Regions from separate parts of the Mus musculus genome. Here regions 1, 2, 3, 4 and 5 are each linked to region 6. The links are chromatin loops, found by intact Hi-C in ENCODE. Cell type or tissue: left cerebral cortex. All regions are shown on one strand.

Evidence for each region. Hi-C counts contacts between places; a loop is a spot of excess contacts. Peaks named below come from ENCODE experiments on the same cell type or tissue, not always from the same donor. Only the 100,000 strongest peaks of a DNase experiment are listed, where the experiment ranks them.
Region 1: it touches region 6 in a loop (7-fold over the local background); 41 of 42 quality-filtered maps call a loop at or near these places.
Region 2: it touches region 6 in a loop (4-fold over the local background); 3 of 42 quality-filtered maps call a loop at or near these places.
Region 3: it touches region 6 in a loop (4-fold over the local background); 40 of 42 quality-filtered maps call a loop at or near these places.
Region 4: a loop joins it to region 6, with 3 times the contacts of the local background. A loop is called at or near these places in 15 of 42 quality-filtered maps.
Region 5: a loop joins it to region 6, with 5 times the contacts of the local background. A loop is called at or near these places in 36 of 42 quality-filtered maps.

What each region holds. Positions count from the first base shown.
Region 1 is chr1:51,463,712-51,468,711 of GRCm38, reverse strand. It overlaps a transcript of Nabp1 not described here. Among named protein-coding and RNA genes, the nearest start is that of Nabp1, 12 kb to the left of the region's middle. In left cerebral cortex, a CTCF peak has its summit at 2,114 (motif pointing left); DNase peaks (open chromatin) are centred at 2,094 and 4,750.
Region 2 is chr1:50,922,982-50,927,981 of GRCm38, reverse strand. Tmeff2 (transmembrane protein with EGF-like and two follistatin-like domains 2) reads right to left here and starts at 459. Exons shown (of 10, transcript NM_019790.4): 1 at 1-459. The coding sequence starts at 34. In left cerebral cortex, CTCF peaks have their summits at 527, 741 (motif pointing left) and 3,007; DNase peaks (open chromatin) are centred at 1,578, 2,390, 2,722, 2,956 and 2 more places; H3K4me3 peaks cover 3,249 bases; H3K27ac peaks cover 3,898 bases.
Region 3 is chr1:51,476,508-51,481,507 of GRCm38, reverse strand. Nabp1 (nucleic acid binding protein 1) reads left to right here and starts at 3,109. Exons shown (of 6, transcript NM_028696.3): 1 at 3,109-3,683; 2 at 3,892-4,030. The coding sequence starts at 3,593. In left cerebral cortex, a CTCF peak has its summit at 3,006; DNase peaks (open chromatin) are centred at 870, 3,012 and 3,709; H3K4me3 peaks cover 2,093 bases; H3K27ac peaks cover 1,652 bases.
Region 4 is chr1:51,355,104-51,360,103 of GRCm38, reverse strand. No RefSeq gene overlaps it. Among named protein-coding and RNA genes, the nearest start is that of 9330175M20Rik, 24 kb to the right of the region's middle. In left cerebral cortex, a CTCF peak has its summit at 2,371; no DNase peak of the experiment used is centred here.
Region 5 is chr1:51,457,000-51,461,999 of GRCm38, reverse strand. No RefSeq gene overlaps it. Among named protein-coding and RNA genes, the nearest start is that of Nabp1, 19 kb to the left of the region's middle. In left cerebral cortex, a CTCF peak has its summit at 2,811 (motif pointing left); DNase peaks (open chromatin) are centred at 2,709 and 3,678.
Region 6 is chr1:51,594,899-51,599,898 of GRCm38, reverse strand. Gm17767 (predicted gene, 17767) reads left to right here and starts at 3,181. Exons shown (of 4, transcript NR_151621.1): 1 at 3,181-3,598. In left cerebral cortex, a CTCF peak has its summit at 2,712 (motif pointing right); DNase peaks (open chromatin) are centred at 2,721 and 3,434.

The sequences.
Region 1 (5,000 bases), 130 kb after region 6:
TAAAGAAAAAAAAAGTTTCATGTATTTACTATGTATACAGTAGTCTGTGTGTATGTATGCTTGTGTGTTAGAAGAGGGCACCAGATCTCATAGATGGTTATGAGCCACTATGTGGTTGCTGGGATTGAACTCAGGACCTCTGGAAGAACGGCTACTGCTCTTAACCCCTGAGCCATCACAGAAGTATAGTTTCCCTTACTTTACCAACTCTGTTTTGCTTTTTCTTAGTAGTCTTAGGAACTGTGTTAAACATGAAGAGTGATTAATTTTTAAAGGATAGTTTGAAGGTTAACTCACTCCTTTTTTATTTTTTTAAACTTGAGATTACATCCCGAGTGTTCTTTACAGTCAGTGGAGTTGCTGAAATGCTTCCCCTATTAGGTATGCTAGTGAGCATAATGGCTGTTTGCTTGAAGCCAATTTAGGTTGTGTGTGACTCGTGAGGTTCTGATGACTGTGAAAAGCACTGGAAACACTTTCCCAAACAGGCATGTGCCAAGCTAGCTCTGACCTCACTGAGGTCTTGCCTCTCTTTGTTTAAAGCCTGATACTTAGTTCTCTTTCTCTTACCCAATGAAAGTGGTAGATACAGAGAGATACTTGGGCATGATGAGATCCTTGTGTGCTGAAACCCTAGACATTGATTACAAGTGGGAGTGATTAAACAGCCCCACATCTCATGGTTGTAATGATTAACACTTCAGGCATGTTTCTCTTAACACCTAATTGTGACCTTTGGAAATGCACTATCACTGATGTATTATTATATCCCAAGGAAGAAGCTAGAAGATTGTTTTCTAGGTATATTTAAGTTTGCTAGATGCCTTGAGGTTTGCTTTATTGGGAATATACTAGAATTTGGATCAGAAAGCTTTAGCCAAATTATGCCAAGTTTTGTTATGCACAAAGACTTAATATTTCTGAAAACACAAATCAGACTCAAGATCAAGTCCATTAAGTTACTAATAAGCATTTTTCCACACTAACATTAGGCCCAAAAGTACTACTAAGACCTAGTTTTTACCTTTGTGAGGTGTTCAATATAACATTTCAACCAGTAGGTCTTTTAGCCATTTGAAGAGTAAAAGTATAGAATCCAACACTTTATGATATACCCCAAACATTAGGAAGTGGGTGACAGTTCTTTGTTGTTCTGTAGTAGCCTAGTTCGGCAGATTTATTGACACACCCATACTGAAGGGCTATAGGCATATTTTAAAAAGCGGACTGTTTCAAGCTAGAAATTAAAGATTCTATGCCTTCTAAGATTAAAAACATCTGGATCCAAGCTAGGACAGCTTGTTCACAAACGATGGAGTAATCTTGAAAATCTGGTTTTAAGTCCCATACATGAAGCTTTTCAGAAGGGTGGATTGCCACTCTTATCTGGAAGGGAACTTAGAACTTGCATCAAACACTCTGGAGAGCTTTGTCTACTGTTCTTGCTGTCTCTCTTTTACAAGGAGGTTATTTTCGAATTCTCTGTTCCTTTCCCGTAAATCTAGAATGTACTAAATTGTGTTGAGCAGTGGAAAATGTACTAGAAGAATGTCCAAAGCACAGAGTAACTGAAGCAAGTGTTTCTGAGTAGAAATAATTAGCCCCTCTACATAGGAGTGCTGGAAATTTTGAATTAGGTTAAAGTAGAATCACAGAAATTAGAAGAGCAAAGCTGGGGCTGGAGAGATGGCTCAGCTGTTAAGAGTGCTGACTACTCTTCCAGAAGTCCCGAGTTCAATTCCCAGCAATCACATGGGGGCTCACAACCATCTGTAATGGGGTTTGATACCTTCAGCTACAGTGTACCCCATACAAAGAATAATTTTCAAATAGTTTAAAAAAAGGTAAAGCCGAGATTGTATCTTTTCCACCCTGACCATTATGTTCTGTGGCTTAGCCCAGGAAGTGGATGTTTGTGTCTTCTGTCAGCTCAATGAAAAAGATGAAATGTCAAAGTGGGGTTGGAAGCATTGACGTTACTGAATGCACACAGCACACATCTTCAGATTTCAATCCCACCTTAGGCACAGTTCCCACATGAGTTTGAAATATTTAGCACTAAGACTTCAAGTTGCTGGACTATTTGGACAAAAGTCAGCACTAGGGCCATCTACTGGTAATTACTGTGTAGTTTCTGTGGCTGAATCTGGTTTAGCCAGTTTAAGGTGGAGAAAGTCCATTACCCAACAGGATAAATTTGATTTGATTTATGAAGGAAATAGATGACATTAAGAAATGATCATAGGAAATTGGGAAATCTCCTTATGAAGACTGCCAAGATTGTTTTTTCAAGATTTAAAAAAAATGGACTTTTACCTGAATGTTTAGATGTGTACCATATGTGTTCCTGGTGACTGTGGAGGTCAGAAAAGGGCAGCATATACCTTGCAACTGGAGTTGAGATATTTGTGAGCCGCCATTTGGGTGCTGGGAATTGAACGCAGGCTTTCTGTAAGAGCAGCAGGTGCTCTTGAGTCTTCTCCCTAACCTGTACTAATACTGTCAGTGTTAGTGAAAACTTGCTAAAAATGGGGTTTTGGTGAAAATGAAGTAGAACATGAAGTTCTTAGGAACTATTTCATCAGGTTTTTTTTTTTTTAAATGCCAAATGACTGTTGCTATTTTTGTAGTTATATGAACTTTGCATATCATAACTCAAATGTAAGAATGTAAAGTGAAAACAATTTTGAGCTGGAAAGATCTTGATTTGAGTCCTGTATCTGTTATTGTACTAGCTTCATGGCTGTGAGTCTATCAGAGGATAAAGCACTATTTGAGGAATCTGAGCCAGTGTATACAAAGCACGTCCATGTTCAAGGCTCAACAAATATTAAACCCTTTATAACGATCAGAAATAAGATGAATACTGTCATTTCTCCATACCACTTGGAGATAATTCAGAAAAAGGTAATTGAATAACAAGAAATTTATGAGTTTAAAAAAATATTGGAGGTGAGTTACATGTAGTGTGGGCTGGGCTTGAGCTGTTGATCTTCCGGACACAGACAAGGCAAGAACTACCGTGCCCAACTCCAATTGAAAACTTCTAATTACAAGTTTTTGTACATTTTCTTGGTGCAGAAAAGCATGTATGTTGCTGATCTGCTGTGACAGTACATAGGGTTGGCTTTCATTACAAAGCTCTGACCAACTAGTCAAATGGATCACAGCTTTTTTCTCCTTTGCCCAAGAGGGGCCTCAATCTGTCTATGAAAGTGTAGCCGAAGAGGGACCTCTTGTGGGCAAACGTTTGGGCTAGAGGACAAGGTCAGTGGGTCAGAGGATAGGCAGCAGGTACACTAGAAGGCATTCCTACTTAGATATCATGATGTGTATTTGCAGGTGTAGAGCAATTTGCTTATAACTACAGCCTTGAATAATGTTTTCAACAGTTTTTGAAAAATATTGAACTTTACAGACACCTGTGTTCATTTAAATTTTGTATTAGCATCCAACTTTCCATCTATCAGTCAATCCATCTGGAACCATTTCAAACAGTAGATTTTTCTTGAATATTCCAACATGGCTGTTCATTGGAATTTTCAAGTTTCAGGGTAAATTTATATACAACGAAATGCCCTATTTTAGGTGCACTTTGTGGCTTTTAGCAAATGCCTCACACTCACGAAATACCATAAAAATTCAAAATAGTCACTTGTCTAGAAATTTCTGTTATGCTTCTTAAAACCATATGAAACTAAAGTTCCTACTAGCCATCAATAAATGTTAGAAGTTTATTTCAAAGTTTTAGATGTCTTCCTGGCAGTTCGTTTTTGTTTTGTTTTTGTTTTGTTTGGGGGGAGGGTTAGGCAGTGCTGTTCTACAGACTAGAGGATCTGCAGTTTTGGGGCAGATGGAGGGGTGGCTTCAGGGGGCACACCATTCTACCCTCAGGGATGACAGTCTTCTACTCTGCTATGATAGCACCAACTCTGGTATGGGAAGTTGAGAGCAGAGCATTATCTAGGAACTTAGAGTGTTTTCGGGACAAGTGCTCAGCTCTTGAGATTTTTTTTTTTTTTTTTTTTGTTCTGGCTGTCCTAGAACTCACTTTGTAGACCAGGCTGGCCTCGAACTCAGAAATCTGCCTGCCTCTGCCTCCCAAGTGCTGGGACTAAAGGCATACACCACCACTGCTTGGCTTCCCCGAGCTTTTTTATTGTGTTATTGTTTTATGTATAAGCCAACTCCAAATGCCTTCTGCTGTTTTGAGTTTTCATAGTACTGATAGGTTGGATTCAGTTGGCATACCTAGAATATGCACATTGCTTGCATAGCAAAGACCCTCTGTGTGTGCTCACAACATACAACACAGTTTCATTTCCAATTCTGTTTCTACATTGATCACATTCTTCATTTGCATACACTCTTACCACTTGGGTATTCAGGATTTTCTCTTTTAGTAGACGGATTTATTGAGCACTGACATGCCATGTCCGAGGCTAGCCAGGTCCCTGTGTTGTGCTATTTTATAAAATGATGTGATGGATGCTTTCTCTTCAATATAAGGATAGAATAATTTGCCCAAGATCACACAAGAAGGAAGCGACAAAACTCAACATAAAAATCCCTGTACTTTTAACTGCTGAGTGATATTGATGCATCGACGCTCTTGCTGGCATCCTGGATAGGGATTCAAGAGAGACAGGATTGCTGTTATAAAAATCTATAGGCAGAGGAGAAGATGAAGAGCAAAGCACAGACTTTAACATTTTGCTTGGGATTAATCATACTTTAAATGTCAACTAATACAGATCTGACTAATCAAATCCACAGCCAAGTGGCACATCAGCGAGGGAAATATGGACTTTGAGCATTAGTCTAGCACCATTCCCAAACAACCCCCTACACAAACTTTAAAATAAAGCCTTAAACTCCCCCAGTGTTTGGAGAAGAAATGGCTCAAAAATCTCTAAGCATTATACAAAGACTGATACATTTGACTACATTTATATAATACAAATTAAAACCAAATGAAAAACCAGAAAGTGTATTTTATT
Region 2 (5,000 bases), 670 kb after region 6:
TGCTGCACTGCCGCGGGGACTCCCACAGCACCATGACTACTTCGCGCAACTCTGCAGCAACCAAAGGCTTCTGAAGAACACGGGATCGCAGGGGCCACGCAGCGGGCTACTGAGCATCCCGCGGACCGCGGCAGCAGAGGAGGGGGCGGCGGCAGGGACAGCCGGCGGTGATACTGCGACCAAAGGAGAGCATGATCTCCGGAGTTTCAGCAACATCCAGTGACCGGGCTCAGCCTGCGGAGTGAGAGGATAGTCCGCTGAGAAGCTGCGCCCCCGATGCAAGGAGCTGCTGCCATAAGGAACAGGGTCGGGGCAAAGGAGGAGCAGGAGACAGAAACCAGGGTGCGGAGAGGAGGCGGCCAATCGGCCGAAGAGAAGAGCGCGACCAGACTGGGTGGAGGGACAGTCACAGCGCCCCGCAGCCCAGCCGCCGCCTCTCGCGCTCTGCCGCCCGCATCCCTCTGGCGTTTGGGAAGCAGCAGGTCCTTAGCCCGCCCGGGGTCACGTGGGAAGCGGCAGTCGGACTCTGATTGGCGGAGCGCGATGCAGGTCCCGGGAGGGAGGGGTCGGTGAGGAGGTGCAAGGAGGAGGCGGCCACTGATGCCACAGATGGGCTAGTTCTCTAGGCTCTAACCCGAGTGGGTCTAGGCGGGATGGCTCCTGGGAGAAGCTCAGGCTTCAGGGCGGCTACTCCCACGTTCTTTCTCCCACTTGCCTGGCTTCTCTGCTCCATGACGCCCCCTACTGTGTGCGAGGTCCAGGCTCGCGCCTCTCTTCTGTGCGTGACCCCGGGCTGACAGCACCCGCTGCGGCTGGGTGGCCTTGTCTTCCAGCTGGATGTGGTGGGGGCGGAGTAGGTGGAGGACCCGCAGCCACAGGGCAATAGGGGAAGCGGGTAGGGAGCAGAGGGCGTCCCGTTGGCGCCGCCGGTCCGGGAAAGAGATCCAGGCTGGGCATGTCCTGGTAGCTTAAGAAGCATTAGGATGCTTCTCTAGGCGGTGGCAGAGAAAAGAGGGCAAGAGGCGGCAGTGCGAGAGCCAAAAGACTCTGGTGGCTTAAAGCAGCAGCAGCAGCTAGCTCCCCGAGCAAGCCCGACAGTGCTCGCCAGGCTGGAGCAGCCAGTTTCGCTGGCTCTCCCCATTCTCCCTGTGCCTCCTATCCCTTCCAGGCTCTCCGCAGCTCAGCCTGCTAGATTTGATTCTCTTTCCCTGGAGCTCTTTGGTAAGGTACAGACCGGAACCTATTTGTGGGGCTGTCTAAAAGGTTCAACAAAATGTTGTTGGAAGGTCAATTTTGGTCTGGACAGGAGGCCGGAGGAGCAGCGAGAGACTTCTCTGAATCCAAGCTGAGAATGGGTTACAGGGCGAATCCACAGAGAAGCGGCATCCCGGAGGAGAGCTTGGAGTGATTGGGCGTTAGACTTGGGCGTTTTACACCTTGTCTGTGGATCCCCAGCTACCTGGGAGAGGCAAGGGAGCCTAGCCCGGCAGGAGTCACTACCTCCGCTTGGTTCTCCTTAGCCCCAGCAGAAACAGCAGAGAGATATCAGCCTTCCTTCTGCTGCACTCCACGCAGTTAGACACACTCTTTAGCTTAATGGCATGTTAGTTCTCAGGGCCCAGAGCTTTTTGGGACATAGATGGAGAGAAGAGTCTGTCTCCTACGACTCAGGTCACTACTGCAGTCACAGGGTTCTTGGTGCCTTGCACCAAAGAGGTTTCCTTTTGCGTTTGTATCATTCAGTTATTTATGGTATTTTTTCATTCACATTATACATATATACTCCTGCTCTATTTCTCTTTCCTTTCTCCTTCTCTCCTTCTTCCTTTCTTTCAAAAGCTTTCCCCTTTCTCTTTCTTTAAATTTCCTTGTATCGCCCTCCCATAACCTCCTGAATCTTGACTAAGAGCATTGTTTGATAGCATCTAACAAGCAATTAACGAGCTTAACCAACCACTTAAAAGCGGCACCAATAGACTTTGAAAGGCGGACTATCTATCTATCCTCCGCAGACACCACCAGAAAACAAACTGTGCCAAAGCAGTCCCTTTAAGTCCTGTACCCTCCAACCTCTCCCCACTCCCTTGCTTTTTAACTTCGCCTCTGTGAGACGTGATCCTGCAGCACCTCTGAGCCTCAAAGCCACCTCTCTCTTTCTTCCTCTATGTGAAACCCTTCCCTTTATCTTACATCCCGCCTCCCTCCCAAGACTACCTTTCCCCCTCCCCCGCCCACCTCTCAAGATTTCTGAATCTTGGTGTCTCTTGCCCCTGGCAAATAAGCAGCCGCAGATCTCAGCGTTCCAGTCAATGGCATCTCTCACCAGCGAAGACTCCATTAACACAGATCAATTTGACCAGACATTGGAGGCATCAGAAAAATCGGCTTTTAGATGGAGCAACTGAATTGTTGAAGGTAAAGGAATGCCCAGAAGATGGAGCTGCCAAAGATATCGCAAAAACAAAGAAACAGAGATGCCTTTCAGTGGAGTCTGCGACATACATTCAAGCTTAATGCAGATCTAGCTGCATCAGCCACACAGTACCGAATGAGGATTTGGAATTTTCCATACCAAAGCGTGGATCAGCGATCAGCAACTAATCAGGCTTTTGAATATGAGCCCCTCTGCAGTTATGGCAAAGTCCCTCAGACAATGTGTTTTTGCAGCGATTATGATCATAAACCAGCGCTAGGGTTGCAGGGTTTGACTGTAACCTAGAATTACAAGGAAAAATGTTACTGAATTCTCTGCTTAGTAAAATTTTGGTGTGCTTTGTAAGAATTTGTATTCTTCAGACACTTTGCCCACAGTAACTTAAACTGCCAAATGAGTTAATGACTGGCTGCGATGGGTAGCAAACACAGTTACCTGCACAGAGGTTCTTTAAATTATTGAGGAGTTGGAACCAAAGCCTTTCAGTTGGAGATGCTGTGATTCTGTCCCGCTCAGGATACATTTAGTGTTACAGTGCCACCAAGAAACGGAATTTTGCAACTGGCAGGCACCACCAAGTGGCAGAAGAACATCATTTACTGAAGGGAGCACTGCATTGTTCAATATGTAAATAAAAATATGCATATTATTTAGTTCTTCATTAGGTATTGAGGAAATAGACAGGCACTGACATTGCCTTATCATAAAATTGTACTAGCTCTTCGACTCTTTCCCAGCAAGCTCAAAGCAGTTTCTTTACTACACTTAACTTTCAAATATGCCTATGAATCGTGCCTCATATTATATATTATATGATAAGTAATAATTTGATTGAACCCATGCCATGGGTGTTCAAAGTTCCTATTTAAATTAGTGAATAATACTAGCTTTCAATGTTCCTGAGCTAGAATATTTTAGTTATGGAAAAAATAGTCTAGGACAGAGAGAGGTTGTCATGTCTTAAAGAAATTGCAGATTGTATTTTTTGTTTTTGCATAAAACTATGTTTAAAATGTAATAATGTTTTGTTGTCAGTTTCATGAATGTACATAGATTTGCATTTCATTTGAATGATTTTTATGATTTTGAAGTTATGAAGTCATTACTGCACTTCCCCTCTTTCCTCCCTCCAACTGTTCCCAGGCATTCCTGACAAATTCATTACCATGTGTCTTTAGTTATTGTTACACGTATGCATACATATAAAAGATAACTTTTAAAAAAATTGAGGCAAGACTGAGGGGTAGAGCTTGGTTGTAGAGGATTTACCTCACATGCAGGAGGCCTTGAATTTGATCAACTCCACAACATCAAGGACAACACCAAAAGAAAGGATATCATTATGACCTGTGAAATTACTTAAGGCTTAGGAAAATTGGTACAAGGAGAAAGAGGAGGAGGAGGAGGAAGAGGAATTGTTCTAGAAAAAGTAATGCTGAAGATAAATGAGCTTGGGAAAAATAAGACATTTTAGCAATGAGGGATTTGATTTTCTCTGCCTCTAAAATTTTTTTTATTGTTCAGGAGAGGCATGAAGCAGGTTGTGCCTCCTAATGTATTAGACATTTAACAAACAGAAAGAAACACACTGTCATTTAATTCCTATAGTACCCCTAGACACAGAAGTAACAACCAGTGTTTTGTGAACAAGTTGCATGAAGCATTTTAGAACTTAACAAAAATTCTAACATCAGAACACAAGACCTCCTATTCTTTTTTCATATTACTGTTCCTTTGAGATAGATTATACAGGTTCTTCCTGTGAAGAATATCTATCAGTTCTTTCCTTGGTTCACAGAACACAGCCACATGCAGTAATTCTCAACCAAAAACAATGAGATCCAGTGATTGCATATGTGTTGATCATATTATTAATTGAGATAGTTTTTAACATTTAAAATTTATTTTGTGTGCATGCATGTGTATCTAACAGCATATATATGGAGATCAGAGGAAACGTGAGAATCAAGTTTCTCCTTTTATGGACCACTGGAGTTCCATAGATCAAACTCAGGTCATCAGGTTTGGTACTAAGCATTTTACCCTATGAACAATAACACTAGTCCAGGAAAGTCTTAAAAATACATGTCTTTTACTTTTAAGACTATAATATAATTACATCATTTCTATTTCCTCCTTTTCCTTCTAAACCCTGCCATATACTCTCTTTTCTCTTTCAAATGCATGATCTCTTTTTAAATTAATTGTTTTTATATACCCAAGACAATTTTCTGAAGTGAGATATCATTGCTGAATTCCAACATACTTGATACAATTTGTCCACAAAACAAGAATAGTGGACACTTCTGTCTCATTAGAGGGGTTTTCGTAATTAAATAACAGTATGATTCTTTCTGTGTGGTTAAAATGTTTGACACACTAGGAAGCACTATATATGTGTATATGTGTACTATATATTATATGTGTGTATATATATATATACTGTATGTAGTATATATAGTATTCTGTCTGTATAATGTTACTTGGATGTATGTTTGTAGGACTGACCAGATGATATTAGCTTATCATTTTGTGTGCTATTCTCTGGAAAGGACTATTTGTCTTA
Region 3 (5,000 bases), 120 kb after region 6:
TATGCTTTGAATTAATCTACTTAACAATGAGTTTCTTTCCAAGAGGAACTAAAATTTCATTATCCTCTAGAATATTTCACTGACCTCCAGCCCCAAGCAGGCATTGGGGATTATTCTGAATTACAAATCCTTCAAAAAAGTCAATTACAAATTTAGATAACTAGTGATTTACACATTTTATATTCTTTTAAAGAAAAAGTTTTATAAGCATAAGGGTTTAAAGCTCAGATTTTTTGGGGGGGGGGGTGTCACGAAACATGTATCATTGAGAGAGCTACTGAATCTAATTGTGAGGAGTGTTCAGAGCCAGATATGTAGTAGATGCTTAATGCATGCCAGCATATACTCTAGGGAATGGTTACATGAGTATAGCAAGTTTTTATCTTTTTATTTTTAATTTTTATGAGTACTGGTATTTTGTCAGCATGTATGTTTATGTACCACAAATATGTATTGCCTGCCTGTGTATGCTGGGAATCAAACCCAGGGCCTGCTCGGGGAGAGCAGCCAATGTTTTTAACCATGAACCATCTCTCCAGCCTCAGCAAAAGTCTAATATATATATTTATTTATTTTTTTCTGTGAGATGGTTCCCTTTTGTAGCCTTGGCTGGGCTGGAACTCACTGTGTAGACCATTTAGCAATTGATCTGCCTTTGCCTCTAGTGCTGCCTTAAGAGCTTGGACCATCACACCCATAGTTGATTTTATCCTTAATCAACTATAATCTTTGAGAAGTGACTTAGGAGTTGCTGAAACCTATGCTCTCCATTGAACTGTGTGTTCTTGTTGCAGTTTCTCAAGGCTGCCTGTGGGTTTGTGAGAAAGTGGTGCCATTTTTATTGTGGGAGCTCTGTGCTAGGGGAGGAAGTGAGAGGATCAGCTGAGTCTGTCTTGGGTGGAGGGAGGGCCAGGAAGGGCAGGGACAGAGGGACAGCCCTGTGCAGTAGCTTCTGCTTTTTAGAGTGCCTGCTTCTCTCTTCTCTTCTCTTCTCTTCTCTCTCTCTCTCTCTCTCTCTCTCTCTCTCTCCTCCCTCTCTTGGCATGCAAGTGTGTTCTATTGAACATAGTTTTTTTTTTTTCATACCATATATTCTGATTATATCCCAACTCCTCCCAGATCCTCCCTTCCCATCTAAATTCACTTTCTCAGTTAGAAAATAAACAGGAATCTAAAAAATTATAATAAAACAAACAAAACATAAGGAAAAAAAAGCACAAGAATCAGATGGACACTGTGACACTCTTTCAAACACACAGAAATAGTACAAAACCAGAAACCATAATATACAATCAGTAAGGACCAGTCAAAACAGTCCCAACGAGACGTTAGGAGACAAAGAACCTCCCAAAATGTCACTGAGTTGTTTTTGTAGCCCAGGTGAAACTGTTAGAACTAATATTCATTTGTGAGCCGTTAATCAGTTGGAGATGTCTTCTGGTTTGGGGATAGGGTGCATGAGTCTGTCTACCTCTCCTCTCAGTGTTGGTCAGCCCCGAGAACCCACCTAGGGCACACCCCTACAGGGCCTGGTCTCTTAGTGTTTGGGACCTCTTTAAGGAATGTGTATATAAATAATTCTGAGCATCCCTCTTAGTCCTTTTTATGAGGGCAAATGGTTGAGAATTCAGGGAGTGGCTAGGTCCCCCACCCCACCCCACCCCACCCAGATCCCTGGCCACAACTTTGCTCTATTATATTGTTTGTTTTTCAAGGCAAGGTTTCTGTGTAGCTCAGGCTGACCTTGAACTCACAGATTGCCTGAGATTCCTGAATGGTGGGATTAAAGGTGTGCTTCACCTCTAGGCTGCTCAATGTTCTTAACATGGCTTGTTATTTATTCTTAAACTTTTCTCTATGCTGTTTCTCGGTATTATCCTTAAAAAGAAAAAGAAGTGTGTTTTTGATATATACATTTTCTATTTTCCACAGTATTTGCTTATATGATTCTCTAACATGCTAGAATATACTCTGCTGTTCCCATTTCTTCAATCTGTTTTGGAGGGTTACAATCATACTACTTAAACATAAAATACTTCTGGTTGAAGCCTCCTAGGGTCAAGATTGCCTAAATTGAAATCCAGTTTGGTTATTCTCTAGTGAGTTTTATTACTTGTAAACGGGGGTTAAAATTATCACTCACCATGAGATTAAATAACAGGTAATTATTTTCAATAGAAAATTGATGAAAAGAAATACTGATCACAGATCTATTTGCGACTGTACTTGGGCAATTTATTTATGACCCCATTTTATCCTCTATGAGGCAAGGATCCTAGTTTTATTGTTCAGATTGTTAAATTCTGGCTAGGAAGCTTAACCAACTAATTTCAAGGTCACACAATTAGCCTCCAGCTTGTTTGGTGGCAAAGCACAACCCTCCCTTTCAGGTTTTGTTTTAAGGTTCCCCTTCACCAGTGTATGGTTAACTCATCTTAGTTATATAAAAGCCAAGTGCAATTTAAAGAAAAGGGTTAAGGAAAAAATGAAATATCTGTGGAACTTAACTATGTATGGCTATTATCAGCATGAAAAGAGGTTTATTTACAAGTTACTTTTAAAAAGACCACCTCGTGTTTCTGGATCCCAATTTAAACACCTCTAAAGTACGAAGGTTGATCGCCAAGTTGCCTGCGACTGGGAACCACTCTCTTGGAAGCCTCGGACACCTTTAGTTCGCCCTTTTTTCTCTCTCCTTGATCCTGCTCGATCACTCTCTCCGTTCCTTCTCAACTGCATACTTGCTCTAACCACGGGGTTCGGAACATCTGAGTTCCACGTGATCGCGGGACTGAAGGGCAAAGGTGGCCTTACTGAAGGATCCTGAGGAATTAGAAGAAGCCAGGTCTCCCTCGGAGCACCAAAAGACCCAGCCCTACAGAAACCCGGAAGACGTGGAGCGACCAGCGGGAGGAGGGTGTGGCCGAGAGACCATTGGTCGGCCGGGAGGCGGTGCTTGTGCTGACAGTAGGGGAGGATCCAGGGAAGCTGCGAGCTCAGTGGCGCTGTGTTCCGCCCCAGAGGCGTGCTAGTGGGCGTGGTGACGTCGCGTGACGCCACAAGGGGCGGGGCGCGGCTTAATAAAGCCGGCCTGAGGGAGCGTTCGCCAGTTGCTGCTTGGGACGCGGGCTGCGCGGTTGGTGAACAGCCTTGCCGTTTTGCTGTCACGTACCTTCCCTGAGCCTGGGACGGAGGGGGCGCGCGCGTGTGCGTGTGTTGTGTGAGGGACAGCGGGACTCGGGCAGGGCCGTCTCCTGATCCCTTTTCCCTTAGCGGAGGCGGCAGTGCGCACGCTGGTTTGCTCGCCGCCCACTTGGGAGCGGGCTCAGGGTGCGGAGTGCGTCTTCGGTTTTGTTTTTTGGTTTTTTGTTTTTTTTGAACTTGTGAGAGTCTTTTTCCCCTCCCTTTTCCATTTTTATTTTCTTTTGGCTCCGTGCCTCTAGGGCTGGTTTACCCGGCCCCTGAATTACCGCTTCCTGACCCCGGTCGCCAATCTTGCCCCAGGTTGCTCCCCGGCTCTGCCCCTGCCCCTCCCCGAGGGTGGGAAGCCTTGCCTAGTGGGTCTCTGAAGCGTAGCCGCACCTGCCTCAGTATGCACGGGGTCAACGACCCTCCACTTTTTATAAAAGACATTAAGGCCGGACTGAAAAACTTAAATGTCGTCTTTATTGTCCTGGAGATAGGTAAGTGAGGTCCGCAGCCCGCCCCACACCCTCGAGAGCTCGGACCTCTTCCCCGCCCGCGACCCCACGTGCTCCTGGCCCAGAATCCTACCCGGGGACAGAAGTCAGTCACGTAGCGAGCCAGAGGAGGGTGAAAGAGCTCCCTCGAATGAACTCCTTATCTAACACACCTTTCCTTCTCCCCTTTTTGATTTTTAAATCTTCACAGGACGAGTGACCAAAACCAAAGACGGCCATGAAGTGAGATCCTGCAAAGTAGCTGATAGAACGGGAAGCATCACTATTTCTGTGTGGGATGAGATCGGAGGGCTCATACAGACAGGGGATATTATTCGGTTGACCAGAGGGTAGGTGTGCATAAATTGGGGTAGGTGTGGGTTTGGCCGACTTCGGGGTTCTGAAGTTGTTTGGCTCTTCCATGGGCCACTTCAAGAAGGGAGCTGTTTTAGTGGACCTCACTGGGAGCAGCTCACCTTCACAGCTAATTTGTTTTAGGTAGGGATTTAACTCCCCTCCAATTTTAAAGGTTAATTTTATTTTTGAGAATACCGTGTGGAAGTCAGTGAGCATTTATCAGTGAGGCTGATAAAAGATCACATTACCCTTTCCACCCTTTCTTGGAGACTGGGTTTTTCTGTGTAGCCCTGGTTGTCCTGGAACAATTCTATAGACTAGTCTGTCCTCGAACTCACAGAGATATACCTGGAAATCAGTTCTGTGTGCCACACCAGTTGGACACATTTCCTTTTTAATCAGTTCGTGTATGAAGTATAATGTCTTCCACCCCTTTCCTTTTTTGGTACCTTTTTTTGTACTCAATACTCATCGTTGTGATATGGACATGAATGAATATCTGGAATACTCATTCTTGAAAATGATTTCATCTGTAAGATCAGAGTTTCACAAAACCCAAAATAATACACAGTGGCAGAAGTTAATCTTTGATTCATTCAGAGTATTTAGTTGGTTATGGAGTTGGAATACTTTTTTTCATAGACTTGAAAATCTTACCAAATGTTGGCCTTAAGAAAAGTTCAGGAAAGAATCTTAAAAGTAGAATATGGAAGCTTCTGTGATTGGGAGAATTGTAATAATTTTATTGGTAGCCATCAGAAAAATAGTTGACAATTGCTGCTGAGCTAAGAGAATGGTAGAAGTATTGAGTCTTTGGGCAGGAGTTCTTTGATCCTATCTCACAGGCCTTACAACATTTTCAGGAAGTGAGGTAAGGTATCATCAAAGCAGGAAGTGAGAGTCAGAATTTAGGCATCTTATTCTCAGACATTGAGTCATTGTGACACTAAATTACATCTTTTT
Region 4 (5,000 bases), 240 kb after region 6:
GCGAATGCTCCCGAATGATGTTGGCGAGTACAACTGTTTGTCACTTGGCTTGAACCTGCCGCTTCTGATGACGGCTACAAGTCTGAGAGTTGGCGTAGGAAACATTTGATAGCCTTGCTGGGCATTCAATGGCAAAAGCACAGACAACAAGACTGCTTAGAGTGATGCTCTCTGGGCACTCGTTTGCAACTACGGCTCCATGGGCTCTGTCATATTAAACAAATGCAGTCCTTTCCAATCTGTGCTCCTTGAGGCACGAGAGCCCCCACGAGATGTGCACAGACACTCTGAATAAGTTCTGTGGTCAAATTAGTCGGGAGAATATATATGATACAGTTCACTAATGGAAAGTTCCAACTCACAGTACCATAGCAAAGTTCCATAATAAAGTGAGAATTTCTTAAGCTCTTATGTTTACTGAAGTGAAATTTTAAAGAAAATCTATAATATTGCAGGGGGTCTATTGCTCTTTGGAGATAGGTTTGGAAAACATTACTGTGGCCTATCAAAAATACTCCTGTACCTGGGCTCTTGCAAGCACCTACTGTTCTCTGGGAGAAAGGCTTAATCTTGAAAGGAATCTGCGTCACTGTGAAATTTTTTATCTATGGTTTGTATGTATGTGGGGGCATGTTTACCCTTCCTGATGGTAGTCCTCTGGGCTACAGAGTCAGCTCCTCCTGATGGACATAGACCATCCTTTTTGGGTGTGTGTGTGGAGGATATTTTTCTCAAGACAGGTGGAATTATGGGTAAGAAAATTAGTTACTGATAATATAAAGTTGGACAGGACACAAGAGCAGCTCTCCAAGGTCTACCTTTTATGTATCAATACTGATCAGGACACATTCTGATTAGAATAAATATTTTCTCATCTTATTTTTAAAATTATTATTATTATTATTATTATTATTATTATTATTATTATTATTATGTTTTTTTGGTTCTGAGAATTAAACTGAGGACCTCAGATATCCTAGGCAACTGCTTGCTCTACCAAAAAGCAGCAGCTTAGTCCTTGCTTGTTATGAGACATTTCACAAAATTGCTCATGTTGGCCTTGCAGTCTTCTACCGCACAGCCAGGCTTTCTACTCTTGATCCTCTTGCCTTGGACTCACAGGTAGCTGGGATTATAAACCTGTACCAGTAGGCCTGAATAAGTTTTAAAATTAAAGCAGCTGTCAGAAACGGTCCTGTGAGTATTTCCCTAAATTCATAGAATAAACTGAATTTTAAATGTCTTTAAAAAAAAAAGTAACAATGTGTGATGCCACATGACATTTAAGGGCATAATCAGAAGCAATGTAATTAAACAATGACAGTTTCCAGTTTAAAGCGAGAAATTCACTGAAAACTAAAGCGATTCTCCAAGGAAGCAGTTCAGAATTTAAATGGATATTTTATGAGTGAGTTAAACCTCCGCATTTTATATCCTTTCTGACCCATTTACAGAAGCCGATCTTGAGAAATCAGCACTTCCAGGGCACACGGCCGAGGGGACCACTTTTCTAAGCAGTTTCTTAGGGATTTTGGCTGTGACTGTGCACTGTGGCTATCATCCCACTGAAGACTGCCATGTGACTCCTGAGGGATTTCTCTGTTCTACCTGCTTCAGCCTGATTGTCACATGTCTTCCATTTTGTTGAGGGAACCTTTCTCCAATAAGCGTTCCGATGCCAATGTGAGTGGGAGAGAGGAGATGCTGCCCGTGGATCAAAGCCAGGACAGCTCCTGAAAGGCTTAAATGCTGGGCCTAGTTTGTACTCTCATTATATACTCTAAAACCATCAGGTGGGGCGGGTAAGCGAGCCAGAGTTTACGGAAGCCTCCATGCAGTCACCAGGTTGTTAAGGACAGTGAATGACATATTGTTGCAGCTATTTTCTCCAAGTTATTCTGTTCCTGGTGGCAAGTGAAATCATGTTTGGCAAACAGGTAGTATAATAGCTATAACCAAACAGCTAAATAAATCAATATCTAATAACTGGTCTTTTCTACTTTATTCTATGTTCTCTCTCTCTCTCTCTCTCTCTCTCTCTCTCTCTCCTTTTCTTAGTAAACTCTACCACCTAGTTTCAGACATTTTATCTTCTAGTGTACATTACGTTTTTGAAATGATAGTTTCTGTTGGCCTGACTTTCCCCAAGACTTTAACCTTGACAATTAGAATTGAGATTGAGATTAGTCAGACATCCACTCTCAAGAAAGCACCTCTCCTGAGTGGGAGAGGTACTTAATAAAATGTTTTCTTTAGTTTAATTTTCCTACAAGGACAGAGGTTTTCCCAACAATTCCACTGATGAGGGTGGATCTGCCCTTTCAAATGTGACTCAGTCTCCCCTAGAGAGCATCAGCAGCCCCATCTACTGGATGTGTAGTTTATTGATGGAGTTTTCCTGAGAGAACTAGGGAGAGTGGCACACAATGGTCCTGTTCAGACCATTTCTTGGATAGTCGATTACTGTGCTATGAACACCGATGTTTCAGATAATGGTACTGACGGCTTGCTGAAGAGTGTGCTCATTTAAACTGCCTTTGGGGCTAGAAAGGGACAAGCATGGTTTGATTAAGATCAATATAAGAGAGCATGAAGGAAAGGGAGAAGAGAGAGAAGAAAGGTATTTTTTTACCATTAAAACACTCATTTGCATGCATTCTCAGTGGTTACATTTCTGAAGCTGGGCTGAGTCTATTATTAAAATTAAAGGTCAAAAAATACTGCTTGGCTTCAGCAAATACACACAGACATTGGCTAGTATGGCAAAAAAGAAAAAAAAAGAGTCTAAATTAGAATATACTCTTGTGGGCTAGTCACAACCAGGCTATTCCCTTAGTTAGCCTAGCATTATTTACTGAATCCGTGGATGCTAAGGTAACTCCTGGGACCCAGTAACTGAAGCATACCATCAATGACTATGTTGGTGAATCATGATTGTCAGTTTCATTGGGTTGAAAAGTGTCTGGGGATTAGAAAAGCATACCCCTGGGTGAGTCTATCAAAGCATTTCCAGATAGATCTGAGCTTAACTAAGGGGTAGCCAAAATCCGAGAGTGGATGGTGCCATCTGGCCTGGTAGAAGAGACTGGAAATGGGAGGAATCCCAAGAGCTCAGTGTTCTGTTCATCTGCTTCCAGGTTACCGTAGAATGAACCACTCTGTGTTTTTGAACCCTCCGTGAAAGCTTTGAAACCATGAACAAAATAAACAACTTATCCACTTACATTGTTTTCTTAGTTAATTTTTGTCCTAGCTAAAACAAACAAACACACAGAAAATAACAACAACAGACAATTGCCAGACATAGTGGGAGTGGGATGTTCATTTTGATGACCCACAGGGAAGACTGACTCATAGGAGATACTCAGCTTTGGGAAACAACACAAAATATTATCAAGATCACAACAGAACAGGTGTCTCCACATATAGAGTTTTCTAAAAGCCAACACTGACAGACACAGGTTGCAGTGCACATCAGGACAGAGGCAGGATCTGGTGTCCTGAGACTGCCTAGGCAGAGACGCTTCTCGTGGAAAGTGACAAGCTGTCAGTAAAAAGTGAAGCACTCTTCCTTATTGGTTTCTAAGAGTTTGGCCTTTTAGAGAGGTTCTCTATCGAGCTGAGATTTGTCTGACATATCTTATTCTCTCCACAACTTATACAGGATGAAATGCTGCCTTAACTGGGTCAGCTGGACCTTCCAAGTACCAACTCTTACTTGACAAGAACTTTTGTCTTAGGGAATCCCAGGGCTCTTGTATCCTGATTCTGCCTGTTACAGACTGAAGGTACACCCTTGTGGGTACCATAGCCATACCCTGGGAATAGGGTTGCTAGCAATCATGGCTGAGTGACATAAGAGAGCTTGAGGCATGGTAAGGAACGGAGTTTTTAGAATATTTCTGGAAAGATCATTTCACTGCATTTCTCTACCAATATTTCTCACTTTCTGTAACTATGGAAACTAGATCTTTTCAGGTCTGAAAACTCCTTGAATCAGCTTATCTGATGAAGACTCACTACTACTGGAATCTATTTTGCCTAATGATTCAGTCAAGGGTACAAAGGGTTCCAGCTTCTATTCCCTTCCCCCATCACCTTTATTTGATTATTCATATACCTATGTAAGCTGTCTTAAATTTTTGTTAGAATTTAACTCTTTAAAAATTAGAATTCTTTTTAGGATCATGACAAAGGGAGTAATAACAGGATGTGTGGGTAGGATTTCATCATGGTAGATCTCATCATGGTGGGGTGAGAAGCATTGCAACTGGCAAGAAGGGAGAACATTGAAGAATTATGAACATTTGGGCTTAAACCAGAAAGGCAGGATCGCCAACTCTGCAGGCAGTAACTTAGTGTTTTATTACTGTGAAGAGACACCATGACCACTTCAACTCTGATAAGAGAAAACATTTAACTGGGGTTGGCTTACAGTTCAGAGACTTAGTCCATTATCATGGTGGGAATCATGGCAGTGTTCAGGTAGACATGGTACTGGAGAAGGAGCTGAGAGTTCTACATCTTGATCTGCAGGCAACAGGAAGAGAACTGGCTTGAGCTTCTGAGACCTCAGAGCCCATCATCTAGTTATATACCAACCTTCAACAAAGCCTCACCAATAGGGCCACTTCTTATGGCTCTGTGGGGGCCATTTTCTTTCAAAGCACCACAGGTAGATTGAGATGAGAGTCTGTGTTACAATATTTATGATGGTCACCAAATACCCAAGAAAGTCAGTTCAGGGGAAGATGTGTTTATTTTGGCTCACAGACCCAGAGGTTTTATTGCATCATGGTGAGGAGGGTGTGGCAGAGTGGAGTGCTTACATCATACCTGGAAGCAGGGAAAAGAATATTCTCTGGGCTTCTCTTCCTTCCTCTTATATCCCATCCAAGTTCCTGACTTATGGAAAAGTACTCCCTACATTCTGGGTGTACCTTCCCCCTTATTTCTCTCTGGAAATATCCCCAAAGACAGACCCATTTTTCTCCTCAAGG
Region 5 (5,000 bases), 140 kb after region 6:
TATTTGAAAAATTAGAACTGGCTGAGTGATTGCTGAGCATTAATGAGGCCCTGGGTTCAATTCCAGCACCACAAAATGAAAGAGCTGACAGTGCTTTCTCTTAACAGCTGGCCAGCACCCAGGAATGATTTAGTAGAGGGAAAGGTAATGCTAGACTGCATTCTACAAAGTGTTGGAACTGGAACTATGTTAATGTTTTGTTTTCACACATTCTTTTTTTTGGGGGGGGGGGGTTGGGATGGGAGGGTTTCGAGACAGGGTTTCTCTGTATAGCCCTGGCTGTCCTGGAACTCACTTTGTAGATCAGGCTGGCCTGGAACTCAGAAATCCGCCTGCCTCTGCCTCCCAAGTGCTGAGATTAAAGGCGTGCAGTTTCCACACATTCTAAATGAAGACAAAAACTAGTTATAGAATCACAGTAAAAGTAAAACGAAGCTATCTATGTTAGCCTCTTAAAAATAGAAATCATTTAAAGTATTGTAAAAATAACCATTTGTCTAATCATTCTTAGTAGGGATGCATCAAGGTAAAAAGAAGCGACATTCATATTAGTAAGTATTCAGAAACTATTATATATTTCAGATAAGTTAAAATACAGTTTTTGTTAATATCAGGAATCAAAACATTCATAAAGATGCTAAGTAGTCTATAAGTTGTAATCAGGTGTACAATTTTCTTGGGAAGTATTATGATGCATTTTTTTTGAAAAGACCAATTTTCTAGTCCTTGTCTGTGTAGTAATGAGCACCTAGAACCAGGATTATAGTTTCTAAATGACATTTCCTCTTAAGAAACAAGGATTCCTTGGAGCTGGAAACATCTTTTTGGACTTAAAAGAAAGGAATCTTTTAAAGACTAGTAGCTCATTTCAAAAGGACTTACGGGTCAATTCAGAGAGCTTATTCCTTGACAAAAATGGAAAATATAAATTAAGATAATTGCAATACATCGAAATTTATGTGAAAAAATCCATGAATTAAAAAATCATAGACATATTTTGCAGAATGCTAAGACACTCATTGTTCTGAAAACAACAGAGTGCATTTATATTTCCTCTTGTGAGACGGAGCTGTCAATATAGATACTTTCTTCTTCACCACCAATTCTACTTGATTAGGAATAAGAATATTAAAACTTCACTCTTTTGTGGTCTTTAATGAACTAATCTAAGAAATGATTACCAATGTCTTCCAAACTTTGGAAAGGTTGACGTGGAACTTTCTAAGTGGACCAAATTGGCAATTCAGCACATAGTAGGGCTGGCCTTCCATAGGCACAGCTTTCAATCTGTGGGTTCTGCAACTGTGAAGTCATCGCACCATGAGGAGTGTGTGTCTGAATTGATCATGGACAGACTTTTTCTTGTATTATTCCCTAGACAATAAAATATAATAACTATTTACATAGCGTTGAGAAGTGTACGAGTTGCCACTGCATCAGAACAATGAATACAAAGTCGAATAAACTGAAAAGGCAATTCTTCCTAAAACAGTAGGAGCAGTAAGGTCAGAAGGCAAGTCAATGTCCCTGAAGTTGGTGTGAGAGGCACAGAAAATCATACCAGAGTGGAAACTCAGGAACAGACAACTCAATGGGAATTAATGCCCAGCTGGAGAAAGCCTGCTCAGGAATCGATGGAAAGCTGGAGGTTCAGCCTAAAGAAATCTTAGATAAAAAACAAGGAGCTCATTCACTGGGATCTCCCAGTCCCTTTTATTAATTCTTAGAGAATTTCTTACAATGTGTTTTGATAATATTTACCTCCATCCCTTGACTAGGTAGACCTTTTAGTAGACTTGTTGTTACTGAATAAAAAGTCTATGCCTGAGGATATCTCCATAGAAACATTGAGAACTGAAAAACTCTGGGAAAAGTGGGGAGAACACATACCCCAAATAGCAGTTCCCTTTTAAGCAGTATAACTATGCATGGTGGGGGTATTAAAATGAAGGTACTGAAAGATCACAGTGTCATTTTGAAGTTTGGGTTGTTTGTAAGTATATTTCAATCTCTGCAGCAGCCACTGGGGTGGGGGATGGAGGTCTGAGATTCACTGATGTGCTAAGAAAGATGAGAAAGTAAGAGAACCTTTGGGCCTCCTGTCTGTATTGGTAAGGTGCTAGTAGTGATGGCTATCACCGTGCTTTTAACAGGGAAATTCAAAGTCAAGCTTTACTAGTTAGCAATAAGGCATTAATGAACACCGGGCAAGCAGAGACTAGCAGAGTAGGAGGTAGAAGGGTGGGTCTTCCTCTAAGATGGAAGTGGAACAGCTGAGGAAGGAATTAGTCCAGAGGAGTCCTCTATCTTTTGAAGGTCCTCACTCTTTCCAAACACAGAAATTTTATTTTGACTCATGTGTATGGGTATTTCTAGTCACGTGTGTGTGAATGCAGCATGCAGATTCTTGGAGCTGGAATCACGGGCAGCCGGTGCTGGGAACAGAGTGTGTGTGCTCTGGAAGGGCAGCAAGCGCTCCTAACCTCTGCGCCACCTCCCCAGCCAACAGCTGCCCTTTCTTAGTCCCGGAGTTGAGTCCAGATCTCCTGGGGGAGTGTGCTGTGGTCTGCTGATGGGCAGAGAAGTTCATTGAGGTGGTTCAGGCTTGGGGCTCAGCAGGTGGGTTCTGGCAGCCTGGAAGGCACCAACTGGGTCTGTGTAAAACACACTGGGAAACTGGCTGAGCTAGACCTGAGGGACCAACCTTTGGAGTGTTGGCAACACTCCCCAGGAGGTGAGCACTATCTTGTGTCTCCTGAGTTCCTTTCCAGTCAAAGAACTAGTGTCCCTCCCTCCAACAGTCTCTCTGCTGCCCTCTACTGGTGAAGCTTTACATCTTACCACCTGGGGAAAAAGTAATAAAAGAAGTAAACTTGTAACTAGTGTTGCGGTCTTGACTTCGACTTGGCTTCAGAAGGACCACACCAGACCAAATAGTTCCACGGGAGGTTTATTGGGCGAGAGAGGGCAAGGTGGCTGCGGGAAGAGGGGGAGGGTAGATGGGGGGGGGGGGCTTTCTTCATATATGGGTGATGACGTAAAGGTGGGAGGTGAGCCAAGTGGATTCTGGGAATATGGTGGTTGTTGCCTTGGTAACAGGTGTTCGAGTCTCGCCTATGTGATGTCAGGGGTTTCGGAGGTCCTAATACCAACAACTAGCATCTCTATTGAAATACTTATATATGCAACAACAAGACGTCTGTGGTTCAAACCAATCATGAAGGTAGAGAAAGAAGCATTCACACAAGCAATGATAAATACTAAAGAGGGACTGTAGAAAGGGCTCAAATATATTCTCCCCTTCCTCTTCATTTTAAGTATAACACCTTAAAATGTGAATTGGCATGTTTCTGGAGGACACCGAAGCTTTATCTAACAATCTAGGGTTGCTTAGAATGTGGGGAGAACTAGAACAACCTCACATGGATCCACTGCTGGGAAGGTGGAGATAGCATCCTGGCTGATTGTGGGACAGAAAGAAAAGTCTTTCTTGGAAAGCCTTAGGCTGACATCAGGAGGCCACACAAGCTTAATCCTTACATTGAAAGGGACTGACAACATAGTTTCCTTAGTGGGTTTAGGTATACCTAGACTATTCTAAGTACTAGTTACGTGTTTGCAGTTACTAGCTATGCTAATGTATTTTCTGACAACGAGCCTACGCTCTGCTGGCAGGGAGCTGAGGTGCCAGGAAGCTGACAACTTTACACTCCCGATGCTCCTGAGTCTACAAGCTAAGAGAGGGGTGAATAACCCAGTGTGCGTCACTGCTGCTGTTGTCATCCTTCACTGACACCAGACTCCAGCTTCTTCAGATTCCAACAAGACTCCAGGAATCTTCTGCAGACCAGATTGGGATATCGAAAGAAAACAGATGTGTGGACTGAGGTGATATCTGCTTCTCAGCCTCTCCGCTCTAAAGATGGACATTTTTTGATTACCTGGTATATATCTTGTGAGCCAATGTAGTGAATCTTTGTTCATAACGTGTATGTATTCTATTGGTTCGTTTCCTTTAGAGAACCCCATACAATGCAAATATTGAATTAAAAAAATAGCTCACTGGAATCCAGCAAATTATTATTGCACTACAAAACTAAAGTAGTTCCATAAGATCAGCCAAGGAGAGGCTGGAAAAGGGATGGTGAAGTTAATTGTAGTGGCTGGGGAAGCAGGGATCAATGGATGCGGGAGGAAGGATGCTGAGTATCTCAAAAGGCATAAGTGGCAAGGATGGAAATGTGACAGGGTCTTTACAAGCATAGGCTCAGCTATGCAAATCATGAAATGTAAATGTTGCTGTAATAAAATCCCATGACCAAGTACAACTTCTGGAAGACAGTTTATATACCTTATGATTTTATGGGGAGAGTTTATAATGATGGGGGGGGTACACAGCAGCAGAAAACCATGATGGCAGGAAACTATGACATCACAGTTTTGTTTACCTACAGGAAGTAGGGAGGGCAAACTGGAAGTGACCTGGATTTATAAACACCCGACAGCCCAGCATTCCTCCGCACATTGCAGGCTGCTTGGACTCTGAGAAAGGAACCAGCTGCAGAAATGAACTGAGCAGTGCAACGTATTAGAGTTGCTCTGAGTCATCTGGCAAGGGGCTGGAAACTGATGGGCCAAAGCAGAGGAAGAAGGTTCTATTCTACCTGCTCCCCAAGACTGGTCTGAAGACCTGCACACTACCAACCAGGATGCTCATTGCTGGTTCCATGCTAGCAGCAGAGCCATTGCTGAGCTGGAGGTGGGGGCAGTGAGTGAGGGATGGAGCCACACACATAGAGGAGAATCTGGGACTCCTGAATTAGAGGGTGCTCACAAAATTTGGGTTGGAAGAATGCTTTGCAGAGATCCGGCATGCCCACATCCTCTAGTCCAAGATAAACCTTATATATTACCTTTTGAGTTTCCCCGACTCCCTGAGCTCCAAATGGCTGCCTTCCACACAGTATGTGTTTACACAACTTTATTTTCGTATGAATGTA
Region 6 (5,000 bases):
TGGGGACTGAACTATACGTTTGGTGTTAAGACAGGACTTAGCTCTTTCAAAGCTAGAGACACCTGGCACTTGTCACACCTGTCACTTGCCATTTGTAGAACTGTATAGAGTAGGTACATTGGAAAGGAGTTTAAGGTGAAGAATGTGTGTGGCATTTATCAAGCATTCATGAAAGCAGATGGCTCAGGCAGAAAAATCTTTTCATTTTTCTTCCCCTTGATAAGACTCAAACCAAAGCTTCCCTCATACAGCCACCCAGATCTGGTGTTTTCTTAAGATAAAGGTAACATAGAAAGATAAGGAAGTAGGCACTAGAATATTAGAGAAATAATTCTATCCACTACTCAATATACTCCGGAGTGACGAAGACTAAAGAGTAGACTTGCTATCTTTTTTTTTTTTTCCAGACTCTTGCTTAGGCAGAGGACTCTATCTAAGGTGAAGTGAAGAATAGGTAGCAATTTATTTTTTACCTTCTGGGATGTCAATTGCACAGGGTTGAACTCTGTTGTTGTGGGGAATCTCAGTGGTCCCTCATTGGTCCAGCAGAACCAGGAGGTGAAGAGTTGAGGTGGAAGCTATTGGAGGCTTATTGTGGCTGTTAGTGGTTCTATTTCCTGGAAGGCCGAGCTAATGATGAAATGGAATGCCCTTTCCTTTCATGTCCCTTTGTGTCTGATGTTTTCAGTTGTTAACTCAAGGTTGAAAGAGAGCAAAATAAAAACCTGAAAATAAAAAGCAAGTAAAACTCTCTTTGGTCTGCGCTGAATAGTGTAGAAAAGGCTCCGGCTTTTCAACCCCAGTTAGTATGGATGTATCGGGAGAGGCCTCTGCCTGTGTGCTTGCTCGGGAAACACTGCTCCATAAGCTAAGGTGCTGCTTTCGAAGGAGCGCTTTCTTCCTTTGGGTTTCCTTTTGTCCTCCTATTTTAGAGGACTAAATGGAAGCAGTCCCTGAAGGAAATGATTCCACACCTTCTCTCTAATCTAACTCCACTCAATTCTAGCCTCTTCTTGTCCATAAGAACCACCTTTAATTTTGCACATAAACAATTTAAAGTCCTCCAGTATATGAAACACCCCTGCCCACGCCCCACCCCCACCCCACCCCCAAGAAGGCTTTGCCTCATCCTGCAGTTCCTTTGGCGTCTTGTCCTTAAGTCTAAATTCATCCGAATGTTTTCTGTCTTGTTCCCTGTCCCTGACTTCCCATAGCTTTCTCTTCTCCCTTGGTAGAGTGTGGGCTTTGCCTTTTCCCCTCCTCTTCCGGCTCAGAGGTCTTCTGCCGTCCTTCGAATCTGGGATTTCTCGGGCTCCGCCCTTCTCTACCCTCTCTGCCGTTTGTATATTAGAGTGGCATTTTTTTCTTTTCCATTTCTGGTACTAGGCTAAGACCATACATAAGCCTGCCTAAAACCTCTATTACGTAGGTACCTGAATAGAGGCAACATCCAGCATTTCTAAGCTTCAATGTCTACATACAAAATGGGCATATGGGCCATGAAGCCTAGATGTGCATTTCCGGCTCCCCCTGATTTATGTCTAGCTGCAAACTCGATGTGACCCAAAGCCAAAGCTCAGCACCCACCTCTCTCAACCTTTCCCTGTCACAACAGTGCCATGAGAATCCTAATGCAGACATAGCTGGAAGCTTGACAAAAATCCCTGTTTCCCCCAGTCTCTATAGCTAACATATTTCAAGTCTATCATATCATATACCTATCGGAAATAGACCTTAAGAGTCCGCCAACACAGCCAAATGGCAGTGGCATGTGCCTTTAATCCCAGCACTCAGGAAGCAGAGGTAAGCAGATCTCTGTTGAATTCGAGGTCAGCCTGGTCTACAGAGCAAGTTCTGGGCTAGCCTAAGCCACAGAGAGAAACCCTGTCTCAAATAAAATAAAATAAAATAAAATAAAATAAAATAAAATAAAATAAAATAAAATAAAAAAGGTCTGCCATGCTCAGGCTGCCTCTCTTACTGGACAATACTATTTTAGCCTCTGCTCTCTCTCTCTTCTTCTGGGTTCTGCACTACACTCCTTGTCTAACCATGTTGCCTGCAAGATCCTCTGAAATCGCCAATGTGATCACATCTTACCTGTTCTAGAAGACACCAGTGGCTCAACCATTTGGAGGGCACATGGGATTTTGTCTACACTTTATTACCCTGACTCTTATCTTTATCACGGGCTCTCCGCAGAGTTCCTTGAGACTTCGCTGCGCCATGGGCTTATGTTGTGTGCTCTGTTTTCAGTACTTTCTTCCTCCACGTGGCAATATCCTCCGAAGTTGCAAAGCACATCTTCAAACATTCTTCTCTACAAGGCCTTCTTTGATCTGTTTCAGGAGGTATAAATCTTCCACCGACTCTCGTCTACCCTCAGAACATTCTCCCCCTCTGTTTGAAGTCTTATCTAGACGTTCGAGAGCTATCTGATGATTGAGAAAGGACTGCAGCTCAGGCGTAAAACTGTCTGTAGCTTATCACACCACTGAGACTAGAGCTCACGAAATATGTATGGCACGGAGATGAGGGTCACGGGAAGCCTGCCACCAGGACTGGAGTCACAGCAGAACTATCCTTGGGTTGGTATGAGCGCAAAAAGAAAATGTGTTGGGAACTCAAAAGATCTCAAAATATTGGTTGTTGTAACCAATCCTAAACCAGTGGCATTTGCCTAGTGTGTTCCAGGTGAACAAATCCACTAGGGGGCAGCAGAGTCACTCCACAGCTCTACCAGGGTCTGTCTGGGCAGATTTCTCCTTAGCTTTCCTCTGTACTCCAAACTACAGACAGATCCAGCCTCTTGCTGTCCGAGGCTCAAACAGGAAGTCCCTCTTCTTCAGCGATGTAGAAAGATTTAATGTTAAGCTGATTAAAACAAATAAAAACATATGAAGAAAGTTAATAAAAAATTGTTTGCTACTGAACACTGGGGTAGGTTTAAATCTCTCAACAGACTACTGAAAATGAAGAGACTTCACTTAGCAAAAAAACAACATTATACACAAAGCTGGGCAGTACCTTTTCCTGACATTCTCTAGTAGTGTGAGAGTTTTGAGAGTCAGGCCTGAGCTCTCATAGGTTCTATGCTAGTTTAGGACAAGGGGTCGACTGAGCATTAGTAGGAGTCCTGACTTTTTGGTACCCATATTCCCACCATCACATTCCTACTTCAAGAGCAGACAGCCACAACTCTGACAGCATGGCTCGTGTTTAGTGGTGCCTCTTTAGTTAGTTTGTGAGAGAGACTCAACTGAGGTTTTTTTTTTTCTTGCTTTCTATCTTTGAAAGTATGTATTACTGATCCATTCAACTTTTAGATTCTCCAAAGAAAATTCTTTCCTAGGAAAGGTGAGAGAGCTACAAGAAGATGTAGCTAAAATGAGTTTCATTTTGGGTTCTGCAGTGGCAGTGGCAGCCTCGGCAACGGGATGCAGGCAGCCATGGCAACGGGATGCAGGCAGCATGGCTTCAGAAATGAGCTCTTCACCAAGATTTGAAAGAACTCTTCGTGCATCTTAGTTTATAATTATGGCCCAGCTCTTGGGGGCACTTCACAGCTGAGCATCTCTCTCCAGGTTCCCTTCCTCAGGTGAGCCTCCTCCTTAACTCTGCTCCATCCGATGCACGCCTTGAACCTCACCCTACGGTTCATTTGCTGATGTCTATTTAATTACACACTGCCAGGCTTGAGAAATCTCAATGATTGAGAATTATAATACTTTGTTTTATTAAATTTCCTGGATTTTTTTCATTTAAGAAAATTAAAATGTTTCTTTTTAATTCTTAGTATACCTGCAGGAGCTTGGTACTGAAGGTTAGAAGGGAAAAGGTTGGAATCGTAGCAGCAACTGAGTGCCTCCGTAAGCAGAGATTGGAGTGTGCGTTGGGAAGTTTGGGTGGCTTGTTTTGCTTATTTATGGTTAACTTAGACCATAAGCATAAACTCTGTTGTCTATTATAACATGGGTGCCCATGGTCGTTCTATGTATCCATCCGCATATATTAAGGAAGAATTCTACTACCCCTAACTTTTCCTTCCCCCAACTAATGAGTAAGGAGCTAGAACAAAGCGTGTCCAAATTTCTTTGAGATTTACTTTATGCTTTTTAACTATGCGGATGTGTTTTCATCTCCACTGGGTGTGACTATGTGAATGCTGTGGCCAAGAGGCCAGCAGTGTCAGAACCCCTTGAGTTGGAGTTACAAGTGTTTGTGAGCTGCTCAACTGGGGTGATGGGAACTGGACCTGGGTCCTCTGAAAGAACAGTATGTGCTCGTAACTACTGAGCTGTCTCTCCAGCTCCCGTATATTTCTAAGTAATCTTTGAGATTATTATTCTTTTCATCAAACTATAGGGCTCATCAGGATTCATAAGAGAGTGGGAAGTCCCAGCTGTTGGGATTTGGATTCTTCTTCTACTGTTTTTTTTTTTTTTTTCCCTAAGAAAGTCTTTACTGTAACCAAGGCTGCATGTTCTATGAACTAGGAAAGGATGAGAGGAGAAACAAGAGCCATGGCGATGGTCTAGAGTCTAATTAATACTGCCTCCGGCTTCTATGTCATTAGCAGTGCTCTTCTTTAATAAGTGGCAGAGATAAGATTTTTATTGAACTGATGATCTTTTATGGAGTTGGAAAATGGGAAGGCAGTAATAAGCGGGGGTGGGTGTTGTGCAAATGCATGCCTTCCAAGGACCAGTCAGATGGAGCAGACTCCCGCATCGGGCAGTGAGGCCTAGACCGAAGTAAGTGCATCTAAAGCCAGCCAGATCAAACTGGTGGCCACAGGCACAATCCAGTCATAGCATGTGTTCTGTGATATGCCAAGGTAACTGCGTCCACACAGGCAAGTGGCCCCAGTCTGATGAGAGATAGTCTGAGGAGAGTTTGTATGTGGAGGGAACCATGTTCTAATTTCAGTGCCCTGGAGGATCTTCAGAGCTGCTCGGATAAATTTAGGTTGTGTCTCTTTAATTACCATGTTACCATCA